Regions from separate parts of the Homo sapiens genome. Here region 1 is linked to region 2. Evidence: chromatin loops called from intact Hi-C (ENCODE). Cell type or tissue: tibial artery. All regions are shown on one strand.

Region 1 (8,000 bases), 130 kb after region 2:
ACTGACATGGTTACATTCTCAGGACCCTCTGTTCTTCAGGGATGGACTAAATGGGTGGTATAATTGCTTACAAAGTTGTCTTGAACTTAATGGAGCTTATGCTAAAAAAAAAGTTTATATTGTTTATTTTTATTTTTAAATTCTACTTTTCCACAAGCTTTTTGAAGTCCCCTCATATAAGGTAGTGTTGTAATGACAAATTTCATTTGATTTTTTAAAAAAGTATTCTTCTGAAACATTTAAAAAAATATATGTTCCATTATAATTTAAACCATTTTCACTTCAGAGGTCCTAGGAAAAATAAAGGAATACCCAAACAAATATACTTTCTTTTCTGTTCACATGACCCCTGACCCTCTCTCCTTCATCACTCAGAATGTGCGCTCTATGAGGGTAGGATCTATGCCTTTCCCCTATCCACTATTATGTCCCCAGTGCCTAGAAGTACAGTGGGTGTTCCATAAACATGTGATGAATAAATCATGGATGTTAGGGGAAAAAAAAAAACCTCTGCTATTAATACAGGAATAAAATATCTTTCAGACATAGTGGCAGACATTTAATATTTCTGAAAAGGTTCCCACACTGTCTACTTTTTAATAACAATTTCTCTAATAAATTAAACAAGGTTAAAATTCAATGAATTTTCTTCTGTCAGGTTAATGTTTTTTGGCAGGGACTACAAATTTAATAACAAAACAAAGACAAATGAACCATATTTAAATATATTGCCCCTGAAAAATATGTCTAGTTTCTCGAACATTCAACAGACAACACAGATTATTTCCATTCCTGTTATGCAAAAAAGCAAATGATTAAGTAAAACAAACATTTATACACCTTTGAAAGAGAATCAACTTATTTGATTACAATTTAGATAGTGAAGTCACATTTTCTTTCCTTTGTGTTCTTACCTTCACATGAACAGCCCTGTCTTATTAAACCCACCATCAAGGAGGTACACTGATGACACTTGGTAGGAGTAGTAAAAGATTTTACAAAAAACTGGTGAGTCTTGCGCTGCAAAACAAATTGATAAAAAAACACACAGATTGTTTAAAAGATTTCCATAATGTGAGTCCTTATGCCCCATACCACTTTCTAGAATGTTTTCTAAATAGGAATAGAATGAATTATTTCCATTTCTCATTACATCTTCTTATAGTTTATGGTCTTTAAACATTTTTATTAGGTAATTTGAACTGGACTAAGCTAAAATAATTAAGAAGTTAAATGATAATTGCTCTTCAATGCCATTTTAAAAGTATATAAAATAAACAATAGCTTTTTTGGGGGGCTCATAAATCTTAGCTTCAGAATTTTAATAAATTATCCAAATTATTGTTCAGCAAATAGTTAAGTAAAATATTGCATATTTATACTGATACAAATATAGGATTTTAATATGCTTTATACCTTCTTAGGAAAAAGAGTTATTTAAAATTATTGTTTCTACTGTAAATCATGCATTTCTCTTTCTGGGACCAAGGACAAATAATATGCTTCACGAATCAGTTTCCTCCTATGGAAAGAGGCAGTATAACACTTGAGCAGATAAGAATACACAAATATTATTCCAGAGACAGATGGCAGATTGAAATTTCTTATTGAATACACCATAGTTAAAGGTATCTTAGTCTTACCTGATTTACATGGTGGTAAGCAAATGTAGATTTTATCTCTTTGGAATATTCCTTTGTTTTCCAAATTAATTCTCTTAGCATGTTTTAACAATAAATGATGTATAATAAATAACCTTTCATTCTGTTGTGTGAACTTAGGAAAAAATTACTAAATTCCTCTCTGTCTCACTTTCCTTATCTACAAAACAGGATAAATAATAGTATCTACCTAACGGAGTGGTTAAATGAGTATTAATATAAACAAAGCCTTTCAAACAGTACCTGGTACATACTAAGTACTCAAAAAAAAATAATTTCAACTCTTATTTTAGATTTGTGGGTACACGTGCAGGTTTGTTACCTGAGTATATTATATGATGCTGAAGTTTAGGGCATGACCGATCCATATTACCCAGGTACTGAGCACAGTACCCAATTTTTTAGCCCTGGCACCCCTCCCTCCTTCCCCTTCTCTAGTAGTCCCCAGAGTCTTTTGTTGCCATCTTTATGTCCATGGGTACCCAATGTTATTTGAATTTTGCTATTTTTTTCTCTTGTAAATGTGTGATTGATTTAAACTACTAAGAACTCTACTCCATATTCTAATAAATTATGAATACTGATTTTAAAAGGTTATCAAGTAGCATTTATTTCAGTAGACACTAACATATGAACAAAAAACTAAAGGGAATATTTGAAGCTTTAAAATTCAAGTTAAAAATAAATCTTGTTCTTTTCAACTGGGATATATGATTTGTACACTACAAAAGAAATTAAAAAAATAGAAGTAGATTATCTTTTTACATAGAAAAACCTGACTACCAGCATTAGTCAGAGAATGGGGTGAGAGTCTCAAATTTAGAGTGGTCATGAGCTCTGGTCCAACCTCAAAGCATTGTGTTCTAGAAGTTCCTCACGATCTTTTGGTCAGTTTCAAAGCAGCACTAGGATTTGACTCTAAGTAGAACACAGTCTATCTTATTACTAACTCTGCAACTGCTCCTATAGCTTCTGAGTCCCAGTCAGGGTACAGACACTGTACCAGTACTTTACATAATTCATCTTATTTCATGCAAATAACCACCTTGGAAAGATAGATATTATTTCCTTATATGAAGGAATCTATTAAAATCATAAAATTTTGCTCTTTCTCCTGTATACTACTTTTTAATTTTTGGCTCTTTGAGAAACTATTATGAGTAAATTTTCTAGTGCTAACTTTTTCAATTGTTCAAAATGCATTAATGCAAAAGACGTGAAGTTATTTTACTGGTTAGTCCTAGAGGCTTTGAATACAAAGAAGGAAAAATTAATCAACTGCTCTAAGTAGGTTCATGTTTTTCTTCTTCTAAACAGTAACAAGACATACCTGAAACAGTAGCAATGAAACAACTCTAGGGTTGACAAATTTATTAGTAATTCTCCATAATACCTCCCGAATTGCACATATACATATATGATATATATATATATATATCATACACTTCCTCTCCAGCAAGAGATCTATTCAGGATGTCACAATTCTGAGTATGACAGCAGGGAAAAATATAACAACCCAGTGTTTTGGCTGAGCATTAATTTTAGGTAATAAATCATCCAACTGGTAGGTGCTGGTTAAATTATAGGAGAGGTTGTGTAATCCACTACTAAAGATTAACGGGTTTATATTTCACTAATCTCCACTAAGGATAGTATAACATAACATAATTAAAGATCGTTATTCTGAGGCCATCAATCTTTAGGTAATACACAATAGGATTTTGTTTTTGTTTTGGTGTGAAAATGTATAAAGAAAGACACAGGAATGATCGATCTTAGAGTCTAGATTCCTTGGCTTCTAATATCCCTGTTTCCTGCCTCCTGGTCAATATTTGATATCTAATACTTCCCTTTGTGGACAGCTGGAAGAAGAGAAAAAAATGAAAAGAAAAAAATCTAGTAAGAAAGGTATTAAAGTATGGACTAAAATTAGAATTTTAGATTATGTGATCATTTGGAGTAGAAAGAATTAACCATAACCTCAAATTTCAAAGTGGTGATTAGAAAGAGTTCTTTTCTACTCTGATTTTTTCTGTGTTGTAGATTTTAAGCTACACATTGGAGAAAGTAAAATGTTTTTAATAGAAGATGTAAGAGCCAAGTAGAACCAAGTACAACTCTTGGTGAAAGCTTAAAAATTTACTGTAGATAATTAAACTTTTACCACTAATAAATGACAAGTCAAAGAGTATCTCACACAACCCTTTCTTTTTTACAAAAAATTTTAAAATGTTTTAAAGAAATTAAATTTTCTGGCCAGGCACGGTACCTTATGCCCGTAATCCCAAGCACTTTGGGAGGCCAAGGAGGGCGGATCACGAGGTCCAGAGATCGAGACCATCCCAGCCAACATGGTGAAACCCCGTCTCTATTAAAAATACAAAAATTAGCTGGGCATGGTGGCATGCGCCTATAGTCCCAGCTACTCGGGAGGCTGAGGCAGGAGAACTGCTTAAACCTGGTAGGCAGAGGCTGCAGCGAGCTGAGATCACGCCACTGCACTCCGGCCTGGCGACAAAACGAGACTTCGTCTCAAAAAAAAAAAAAAAAAAATTTAATTTTCTTTTTAAAAATATTTTTTCTTCCCTTTTAAAATTTCTATTTTGAGATAATTATAGATTCACTTCTCTATCTTTTAAAAAACATGAAATAAATTTTATTTCTTGGGGAGAAATATTAGGTGCAACAAACTAAGTTAATATTTAATTCATAAAATAATATCAGCTTGATAGAAGCCTCACTCTAGTTTTATTTTGTCTTATTTTGCCTTTTCATCCTTGATGATCCAATACCTTGGACATGTATATATCTTTATAAATTAGATAGTCTGAGTATGTGTTTTTAATTTATATAAATGTGTTTCTGTTATATATCAATTACATTTTAGGAATCTTTCCCCTATTTCCAACTCCCTACTGCCATAAAAAATACAGTAATAAACATCTTCATCATGTTGCCTAATGAATCTGTATGGAGGTTTTTGTAAAGGAAAGAGATTTTTCTGATGAAATGAGATTGCTGAGTCATACAGCTTACGTATGACTCTACACTGTCTAGGTTCTCTCCAGAATGGCTGTACCCGTTTATACTTCCAGTATCCACGTGTGAAGCTGCCTGTTTCTCCACATCCATGACGTCATCTTACTTAATTTTATCTTGATTTTGAATAGAAAGTGATAGTAATTCTAAAATTAAATTTTAAAAATTTCTCCAATGATTAATGAAGTTGGACATTTCTTCACATGCTTGTTGACCATCAGGATTTCGTCTTCTGGGAATTATTTATATCACTTGCCAATCTTTCAATGGGATTTCTAGTCTTTTTCATATGGAGTTGCAGGAGTTTCTTATGTATTTTAGAAATAAGCCTCTTATTAGTGGTAAACATTGCAGATATCTTCCACTAGTCTGTCATCATCTGTTAACAATGCTTTCACTGTAAAAGCATTTTTAATTTTGATATAAAGCCCACGAATATTTTCACCTTATGCTTGTGATTTGAGATCTTATATTTATTCCCAGTCACAAAAAATTTTTCTACATTTTCTGTTTTAAATTTTTAAAATCAAATTAATACATACACATGGTTGAAAAAGTAAAATGGTATTACAATGCTTATGACAAAATCAGAAGTATTCCTCCTACTTCCTACAGGCAATTTCATTTAACTCTCCTTTTTTAAAAGCTATTTCCCTCCTTCTGTAATAGGTATCTATATGGGCGGGGCAGAGCTGGGGTGGAAAGCCTATACTACAGTTTTTTGATTTGAGACGTTATCTGTTCACTTCCTGCTATGGTAGAGAAGGATATGGCCCTTTTACACTATCTACTCCCTTTTTTCATTTTTCCCAATATTGTTATAGTAGTTTTAGCTTAAAATTTATATGTAATGTCTAAGTTATTATGACTAGAGAATCATTATTCACTAATAAGAAGTACACTATGGTTATCATCTTACTTGTATAACCTCATGATTTTTCTAAAATTAATAGTTCCCCTCCCACCCTCGACTTTTACCTTTCTGTATCTCTATCACTAAATCTTCCAGACTCTTCTAAGGAACTGTAAAATCCCCTGGAATCTATTTACCACATGGTCAAACACACTGGAAGCCTTTCAGCCCCCTTACCCCTTTCTATTGACCTGAAGACAACCCTGCTGAAGCCCTCTGGTTTCCTATTCCAGTCTTTCTCTTAACCGGTCTGTGTACAATTCCTTCTTCTATAGACCTCATGTCTCTCTTTCCTTGTCCCCTTCCTTGTTCTGGTAGAACTAATTAAGTTTCCTTAGAAAGTAGCACATGGGTGATAAAAATTTCTTTGAGATCTGGAATTTCTCAAAATGCAATTTTTTCCCCCCTGCAACTCGATGGGACATTTGACAGGGAATCAAAAATTCTAGCTTGAAATCATTTTACCTTCTAACTATTCTTTTCATTTTGCCTTGGGTAAGTATGTCATTTCAATTCCTGAATATGTGGATGTGATCTTTTTTAAATCTCCTTAAAGGTTTAAAAAGTTCTATCTTTGGTATCTTGAAAACTCACACAATGATGTGACTGGGGACAGGTATTTGTCATCCACTAGTGCTAGTAGGCACTGATGGAACTGTGCAATCTGGAAACATGTCTTTTAGTTACAGGAAAAAGTCTTTTACTTACTTGATAATTTCCTTCCTTTTCTTTTTTCTGTCTTCCCTTTCAGGAACTTCTACTTGTTGGATATGGATTTCTCATATTTTCTTTTCCTAATTTCTACCTGATTTTTTGCAATATTTTCTAAGAGAATTCTCAAATTTATCTTGTGACTCATCTACTGAATTTAAAAAATATTTATCATATTTTCTTTAACTTGAGACTTCTTGTTCTCATATTGCTCTGTTTCTTTCTGCTTTTTGCATTGTCCCTTTTTCCTTCAACAAAAACAGGAAATATTTATCTTTTTCTTTGAGACAGGGTCTCACCATGTCACTGAGGCTGGAGTTTAGTGGTGCGATCTCAGCTCACTGCAGCCTTGACCTCCCAGGCTCAAGTGATCCTCCCTCCTCAACCCCCAAGTAGCTGGCACTATAGGTGCACATCACCACGCCTGGCTAATTTTTGTATTTTTCATATAGACAGGGTTTTGCCATGCTGCCCAGGTAGGTCTCGAACTCCTGGGCTCAAGCAATCAGCCCGCCTAAGCCTCCCAAAATGCTGGCATTACAGGTGTGAGCCACCACGTATCCCTGATCTTTTTCCTTTGTTAGATAATTTTGAAATGTCTACTGACTGTTGGGAATCTTAACATTTTTAAGAGTCAGTAAAAAAGCTAAAGAGATTTTGTGTCTATCTATGTGTCCACATGAGAGCAAACATATGATGTGCTTGTTAAGAAAGGACCTAGCCATCTCATTAGGGAGCCCCAAATGACATTATCGATAGGTCTTTTCTGGGCCATTCAGTGGACCCGAGGATCCACTGATATCCTCTCCAAGCAGAGTGGGGAGGAGGAGGCTACAGTCCCAAGAGTCAGTATTCTGGGAGCTAAGCAGAGGAAAGGATTTGAAGTCTCGCCATTCAGTACATGGACTTTTGCCAAATCTCAACTATTTGTGGTTTTGCACTTCTTTCTCTCACCAACCAGTGAGCCTGGTTGGTGCCCTTAAATTTGTGATCTCTTTGGTTTAATTACTTCACAAAATTAACGTATTGCTGAGTTGGGGTAGTTGTCTGGTTTTCAGAACTGGTATAACACTTTATGTGGACTTTGAATCAATTCTCTAATTTACTCTAGACTCCTGCTTCACTCTTGCCTCTCAAAGTACTTGGTGTCTTATCATTTTGGTTGTCTGAAGCTTGTTCTCTAGCACATTGCTTGAGAAGGGGTATGGGAACAGTATTTCCTGAGCTCTTGCATGTTCTTAATAGTTTTCTGTGGCCTTCATTTTTGGAGTATGCTTTACTATCCTTAAAATATTAAATCCTTAAAAATCTTTCACTTGTACTTTCCTTGGGTATCTTAAATGTGTTATTTCACTGCTGTTGTTTTTAGCATACTGTTACTATGAAAAAATCTGATGATAATCTCATTTTCTTTCCCCTTTAAGTGACATATTTTTTGCCTGAATGCCCAATATTTTTCCTTTTATTTATAAACCTTTAGTTTACTAGAGTGTTTTCTTTTGGTTGGGTTGTCATATATCTTAACTTTCCTGTTTTTCATCTTATCTTCCCTCCTACTAACTTGTTTTTCTGTGATATCCATTTTACCCCTTCTACTATTAAAGTCATCTATTTAGTTATTTCAGCAGTTATGTTTTCATGTCAAGTATTCCCAATTTATTTTTCTTCCTAACTAC
Region 2 (8,000 bases):
CTGCTTAGCGACCACCAGGATGAAAGCCGCAGGCAAAGCGTGTATGACAGAGAAGGAAACCACAAGTAGCTGCCCCAGCCACCCCTGGACTTCTTTTCTGTTTGTTTGTTTGTTTGTTTTGAAATGGAGTCTCACTCTGTCACCCAGGCTGGAGTGTAGTGGTGCCATCTTGGCTCACTGCAACCTCTGCCTCCTGGGTTCAAGCGATTATCCTGCCTCAGCCTCCCGAGTAGCTGGGACTACAGGCACAAGCCATCATGCCCTGCTAATTTTTGTATTTTTAGAGAGATGGGGTTTCACCATGTTGGCCAGGCTGGTCTGGAACTCCTGACCTCAAGTGATTCACCCACCTAGGTCTCCTAAAAGTGCTGGGATTACAGGCTTGAGCCACCGTGCCTGGCCTGGTCTTCTTTTATGTTATTAATAGAAACCCCTATCTGGTTAAACTATTATAGTTGGGTTTCTAGTACGTGCAGCCACATGCAAGCCTGACCTACCTTTCAGTCAGACATCTCTGCTCACTTGGTATCTCTTCCACTTAGGTGTCTCAAAACACTGTTCTTCTCTCCCACCAACACCCCAAATCTGCTCCTCCAGTGTTTAACACCCCCAAAAAGCTTGTCTAAGTAGTTTCTCCAGAATTCTTCTTAGAAAGGGAGCTACTGCTGGGCGCAGTGGCTCACGCCTGTAATCCCAGCACTTTGGGAGGCCAAGGTGGATGGATCACCTGAGGTCAGGAGTTCGAGACCAGCCTGGTCAACATGGTGAAACCCTGTCTCTACTAAAAATACAAAAATTAGCCGGGCATGGTGGCACATGCCTGTAATCCCAGCTACTAGGGAGGCTGAGGCAGGAGAATCGCTTGAACCCGGGAGGTGGAGGTTGCAGTGAGCTGAGATCACACCATTGCACTCCAGCCTGGGTGACAATAATGAAACTCCATCTCAAAAAAAAAAAAAGCTGTATTTATTTAAGAAAACATCTTGATGAGAAGCATCAAGTAAAAGGTGAAGCCCTAAGGGCATGTATCAGAAAATTAAATGAATAGATACACTGCTTTGTATTGGAACAAGATTTTGAGGCTAGGGGATGTAAGGAGAAGAAAGTGTTTCTTGTAGCTGGATATTGCAATAATTTCACATCTGTTTCCAGGTAAATAAGCTGGGAGCAGAATTCATCCCTTTTCTCTTGTAGCAATGCAGCCATTCGTTCCTCATTGCATTCCTCATTATCTTGGGATGCATCTTAAGCAATGGCAACAGAGTTCTCCAAAGCTTCATCCTTGGTGGGAATAGCGTCTCCATCCCTGAGTCACAGGTGGTGGTTTTCTCAGACACTGCATCATCACAAACCATGAACTTTCACCCCTGCATGGGACGGTGATCACTCACCCCCTCCCACAAAAGGACATGGTGCCATAGTCACTTACATATTCCTTCTGAGGGTATGTTCTGTGCATCCCCACTGCTGGTACCAAATCTGCCTGCCTTCATTGGATTAGAAGGAGCAGAAAGCCACTTAGACTGCCTTAGGGAAACACAAGATTATTACGCACCTGTTAAATATATTTTTCTATTTATAACTCTCGCTTTTTAAAAGGGTCCTGTTTGGTGGCTTTTCTTCTACTAAGCACAGGGTCTGGTTAAGCAAGGGGAGCTGAATGTCTCTGTATGATAATACTTGGGGAGGGATTTGGCCTCCACTTGATATAGAAGGAAAAGGAGCCAATAGGAGGCAGGTGGCCACATACTATGATGTAACCTCGCCCCCAAGAGCCCCCAGAACCTTTGATCAGGTCAGTCCAACTCTGAAATAGTGACTATTCACAGAGAACTCACAGAGTCAGGGATGTGGATTTGATTCTTACTCATCCATCTTGCTCACCATTCCCTGTGCCTTGAAATCTGAATATTTGAGTCTTTATTCAGATCTTGGAAATTTTCTCCCCTTATTTATTTTCTCTGTTTTCTCTTTTTGAGATTCCCTCAAGACTGGTGTCAGATCTCAGAACTTGTTTTTTAGTGTCTCTTCAGTGTTGTCTCCTACTCTCCATCCCTTTGTCTTTTCCCTGCTCTGTATGCTAGGATTTTTCTTCTAGCCTTTTTAGATTTTATTTTTTGACAATCTTGTTTGTTTTTTTTTTAATTTCCAAAAACTCATGATCTTTACTTGCTCCTCTCTCATAGCTGTTATTTTTGATGGAGGCAATATCTTCTCAGCTCTTACTGAGAAACGAGTAATTCTTGAAAGGTTTTCTATTTGATTAATTGTCTCAGTTTTCTTTAGCCTTTTTGTTTATCTGTTCATCTTAGGTCCTTTTATTTCTTATATAACTCTTTGAAAATGGCTGATGATCCTTGCTTGACTGTTCACATTTATGAATGAAGAACTAGACTAGGTGTCTGGAGTTACTTTCCTTGGCAGATGTCAGTCTGGTGGTGGGTTAAAGTATTATCCAGTAAATATTCATTCCCTTGCCTGCTGGCCTCATGAGGGAAGCCTGATCCCAGGCCATGTCCTCTCACCCCTCTTCGGTGTTCTCTGTGGTGCATGGGAACTGCCTGCACTCAGTTCCTGTTCAGCTCTGCTGCTGGGGGACCAAATTGAAACAGGACATGCCCCAGTTTAGCCAATGTCACCCTCTACTAATTACCATCTCATTCAGCTAAGAAAATGTATCTTCCGGCCAGGTGCAGTGGCTCATGCCTGTAATCCCAGCACTTTAGAAGGCCGAGGCGGACGGATCACCTGAGCTCAGGAGTTTGAGACCAGCCTGGCCAACATGGTGAAACCCCATCTCTACTGAAAATACAAAAATTAGCTGTGGCCAGGCACGGTGGCTCATGCCGATAATCCCAACACTTTGGGAAGCCAAGGTGGTGGATCACAAGGTCAGGAGATTGGGACCATCCCGGTCAACATGGTGAAACCCCATCTGTACTAAAAATACAAAAATTAGCTGGGTGTGGTGGTGTGCTTCTGTAGTCCCAGCTACTCAGGAGGCTGAGGCAGGAGAATTGCTGGAACCTGGGAGGCAGAGGTTGCAGCAAGCTGAGATTGCACCACTGCACTCCTGGCAACAGAGCGAGACTCTCAAAAAAAAAAAATTAGTCGGGCATGGTGATGGACACCTGTAATCCCAGCTACTTGGGAAGCTGAGGCAGGAAAATCACTTGAACCCAGGGAGTGGAGGTTGCAGTGAGCAGAGATGGCGCCACTGCACTCAGGCCAGGGAGACAACATGAGACTCTGTCTCAAAAAAAAGAAAATGTATCTTTCTAAAGTATGTGTGTGTGTGCGTGCGTGCGTGTGTGTGATAGTCCCTTATAGTGACAGTTTCCTAGCAAAACAAAAGAGAAACATAATAAAATGTGTGGGAATTTGGTGTCTAGAAAGCTAAGTTATATTCTGCTATCAATAGCCATAACCATCTGGTCAGTTCACTTCTGTGGGCCTGTTTCTCATATTTATAAAGTGAAGGGTTTAAAACACATTCATGATTCCCAAACTAGGGATTTGGAGAGTAGTAAAGATTATCCAAATAGTCTTATAATAGTTTTTAAGAGCTATGACAAGGCCACTCAAGCTATTAGCTGATTACTGCAGGGAATGGAGGAGTGGAGCAGAATATGGTGCCGGGCAAAGAACACAGAACTCTTGGCATGTGGAAGGTGGGCCCTGGAGCACCTGCTGAGCTCCCCGCTCAGCCCCAGCTATAGGACCTTCAGCCGACTGTCCCAGGCTCAGCACCATGTGCCTTGAGGGTAGGGCAGAGGGGCTTAGGGGGCTCAGCCAGCAGTCACCACAGATGTAATCTTCCAGGGATATGCTCTGAGCTTGGGAGGAAATTCACTTCTTCATGCCGGGGAACGTATGACCCACTTTGGTGTATTCCAGGCAATGTGGAGATACAGAAATGAAAAGACTCAGTTCTCAAGGGGCTTGAAGTCTGATTCGCTGAAATAATTTTTAGTTTCCAGAACCACAAGACAGACCCAAGAGGGCTGTGTTGGCAAAACAAATGGCAGAGTGGAGCTGGCCAGAGGCATCTGTGCGTGGCGACTCCAAGAGAGCACCCGACTCCAGATGGCGACACTGCAGGATGGAGCGGGGCATGCCTGCAGACAGGTGTCAGGTGCGAAAAACAGAACAACCGGACGCTTCTGGCTGCAAGGACCTGAAGCCTTAGGGGGTGATATTGGTTAAACTGAGGTAGGCCTTGTGTTAATAGGGTCTCCACCTGACTTTGTCAGTTTATTTTCTCACTGACAAGAAGTGGAGTAGGGTGGCTCTGGGTTTGATTTATCCAGCAGTTCAATTCCATCTTTGATTTTTTTTTTTCCATTCTTTCCATTTTCCTCTCTGGCATTCTTTCCTCTCCCGCATTCTCACTTACATAAAGCCAAGTGCAGGGGGAGAGAGAGGAGAGAGACTCTTCCTGTGTCATTTTTTTAAGGTCAATGAAAACCATTCTTAGGAGCCCCTGGGCAGATTTCTCCCTGAATCTCATTGGCCAGAACTGTGTCACATCCCCATGCCTAAGCCAATCACTGGCAATGGGTGTGGGATAGTTGTGGCCAGCCTGGACCCATCAGAATGTAACCCTGAGTCTCAAGGGGGAGAGTGGATGCCAGAATGAAATCAGAGTTCCATCCACTTTCCATTAGAAAGAAAAGAATGGGAGAGGAGCAGAGAAGGCTCCAGACAGACAACTAACAGTGTTTGATACAATAACTTTCTTATGTTTCTGTAACTTAAGGTCCATTTTGTCTATTGCTAGCATATATAAGCTTAATGCCTGCTAGATTCTGTTGTTTACACTGTCCTCTTCTCCCTGGAGTAGTACCGAGGGTGAGGGAGCCTGTGGCCTCTGTAATATCAGGACATAGAGGATAGGGTTGCCGGGGGGCACATGTGGTCCCTTGATTGCCACGTTTCTATTTTGGTTTCTTTTCTTTAAAAGAAAACTTCTTTTATTTTATAGATAAGGTCTCATTCTCTCACCCAGGGTGGAGTGCAGTGGCGTGATCTCGGCCTACTGCAGCCTTGGCCTCCCAGGCTCAAGCAATCCTTCCACCTTAGCCTCTTGAGTAGCTGGAACTACAGGTGCACACCACCGTGCCAGGCTAATTTTTTATTTTTATTTTTTGTAGAGACGGGGTCTTGCTGTATTGCCCAGGCTAGATTTGAACTCCTGGCCTGAAGTAATCCTCCCACCTTGGCCTCCCAAAGTTCTGGGACTACAGGTATGAGCCACCATGCCCAGCCCTAAAAAAATTGTTGATTGTGGTAAACACATAGCATAAAATTTACCATTGTAACCATTTTTAAGTGTACAGATAATAGTGTTAAGTATATTCATATTGTTGTGAAACAGATCTCCAGAACTTTTTCATCTTGTAATATGAAATCCTACACCCATTGAACAACTTCCCATTCTCCCCTGCAACCCCCACAAGCCCCTGGCAACCACAATTCTATTTTCTCTTTCTATTAGTTTGACTACTCTAGATACCTCATGTAAGTGGAATCATACAGTATTTGTCTTTTTGTGACTGGCCCTATTTCACTTAGCATAATGCATAATGTCCTCAAGCTTCACGCATGTTGTAGCATGTGACAGGACTTCCTTCGTTTTTAAGGCGGAACAATATTCCATTGTATGTTTATACCATATTTTGTTCATCTAATCCTCCATCAGTGGACATTTGGGTTGCTTGTACCTCTTGGCTATTGTGGATAATGCTGTTCTAAACATGGGTGAGCTAATATCTTTGAGATCCTGCTTTCAATTTAGATGTATGAGATTTCTGGGTCATAAGATTTAATTTTTTGAGAAACCACCATGCTGTTTCTTTACAGTGGCTACGTCATCTTACCTTCCCCCCAACAGTGTACAAGGATTCCAATTTCCCCACATCCTTGCCAACATTTGTTATTTTCTGGTTTTTTTTGATAGTGGCAATCCTAATAGGTGTGAGGTGGTATCTCATTGTGGTTTCATGAGGTTTAAGTTGAGCATCTTTTCATATGCTTTTAGACCATTCGTATATATCTTCTTTGGAGAAATGTGTGGTGCAATCTTGGTTCACTGCAACTTCCACCTCCTGAGTTCCAGCAATTCTCCAGTCTCAGCCTCTCGAGTAGCTGGGATTACAGGCATGTGCCACCATGCCTGGCCATCTTCGCTCTTGAGCACCTGTGTCATGGTAGGTCAAGGACCCCTGACAGTCAGGGTCCCAGGCAGGAGGGGGCACATCCCTTCTATTATCTTGGATTCTACCACCCCCTTAGAGGGAGACTACAGACCCCCGGACTCTTCCCAGAGACCCATTGCCAGCACTTCATTCTGTTGATCTCCTCTTGCACTTCTGCCTCCCCCAGCCTGGAAAGAGTTTTAAACATCTTGTCCCTGGCAAGGAAACCCTGGCTCAGCCAGTATTCTTACCTAATTTTTCTGCCTCGTGTCCAAAGTGCAGCTGTATTAAATGTATTAAATAAAAGGAAAAACTTGGGCCAGAAGCGGTGGCTCATGGCCAGCACTTTAGGAGGCCAAGGTAGGTGGATCATCTGAGGTCAGGAGTTCGAGACCAGCCTGGCCAACATGGTGAAATGCCGTCTGTACTAAAAATACAAAAATTAGCCAGGTGTGGTGGTGTGCACCTGTAATCCCAGCTACTCAGGAGGCTGAGGCTGGAGAATTGCTTGAACCCGGGAGGCAGAGGTTGCAGTGAGCTGAGATCATGCCACTGCACTCCAGCCTGGGTAACAGATGGAGACTCCGTCTCAAAAAAAGAAAAAAAAAGAAAAAGTTGGAGGGCTTTACCATTTCTGCTGGGAAGTCTGGAGCAAAGGCCACTGGCAGTGCCACTCAGCTTGAACATAGTGAGGGTGGGTGGGAGGGCAGGAATACAGTGTTCCTTCACCAGGTTGCAGGTGGGCATCGACCTCTTGGTGGTCTGGCGCAGCCTCCCTGCCTGGGGCCGTCTGCCTTGGGCTCGTCACTGCCCAAGGATCAGATGAGCTGCTGGAGGAGGACCCTGAGCCAGAGTTAGTTCTTAGCTTAAACTCTACAGCCGTGCTTCTCAAAGTGTGGTCCTGGGGGCCCATGAAGTCAAAACTATTTTGTAATAAAACTACATTACCTTACCATTCTCCTTCTATTACAAGTGTACACAGGAGTTGTCCAGAAGCTGCATGATACGATATGTGATATCACAAGGGATTGACTCCAAAAGCAGGTCGGAGAATCCAGCTGTCTTCTTCTTCTTCTTCTTTTTTTTTTTTTTGTGGAGACAGAGTTTTGCTCTATTGCCCAGGCTGGAGTGCAGTGGTGCGATCTCAGCTCACTGCAACTTCTGCCTCCTGGGTTCAAGCAATTCTCCTGCCTCAGCCACCAGAGTAGCTGGAATTACAGGCACGCGCCACCACACCTGGCTAATTGTGTAGTTTTAGTAGAGATGGGGTTTCACCATGTTGGTCAGGCTGGTCTTGAACTCCTGACTTCAGGTGATCTGCCAGCCTTGGCCTCCCAAAGTGGTGGGATTACCGATGTGAGCCACCGTGCCCGACCTCACCTCCTGGGTTTTCAGCAATTCTCTCTGCCTCAGCCTCCCAAGTAGCTAGGATTACAGGTGCCCGCCACCATGCCTGGCTAATTTTTGTGTTTTTAATAGAGACGGGGTTTTGCCATGTTGGCCAGGCTGGTCTTGAACTTCTGACCTCAGGTGATCCACCCACCTGGGCCTCCCAAAGTGCTGGGATTACAGGCGTGAGCCACTGTGCCTGGCCGAATCCAGCTCTCTTCTATTAAGATATTCTTTTTATTCTAGTAAAGAGAATTGCAAAAATGTAAACAAATGCCAGTCTTCATGAAAGGTTTTTGGTTTGTAAAAATATAGCTATTTTCAAAAAACTTATTTATGTTAAAATGAAATGTTTATTTTTGTTATTTTTTAAAAAGTTGATACATAAATAAAATTCTCAGTTGTAATTTCTCA

The links. A loop is a pair of places that touch in the nucleus more often than their neighbours do. Peaks named below come from ENCODE experiments on the same cell type or tissue, not always from the same donor. Only the 100,000 strongest peaks of a DNase experiment are listed, where the experiment ranks them.
Region 1: it touches region 2 in a loop (34-fold over the local background); 2 of 110 quality-filtered maps call a loop at or near these places.

Annotation. Positions count from the first base shown.
Region 1 is chr1:227,039,217-227,047,216 of GRCh38, forward strand. CDC42BPA (CDC42 binding protein kinase alpha) reads right to left here. Exons shown (of 37, transcript NM_001394014.1): 24 at 915-1,020. Among named protein-coding and RNA genes, the nearest start is that of COQ8A, 100 kb to the left of the region's middle. In tibial artery, no CTCF peak of the experiment used is centred here; no DNase peak of the experiment used is centred here.
Region 2 is chr1:226,904,549-226,912,548 of GRCh38, forward strand. It overlaps LOC107985354 (a long non-coding RNA gene), which reads left to right and starts at 6,114. Exons shown (of 3, transcript XR_001738506.2): 1 at 6,114-6,209. In tibial artery, no CTCF peak of the experiment used is centred here; no DNase peak of the experiment used is centred here.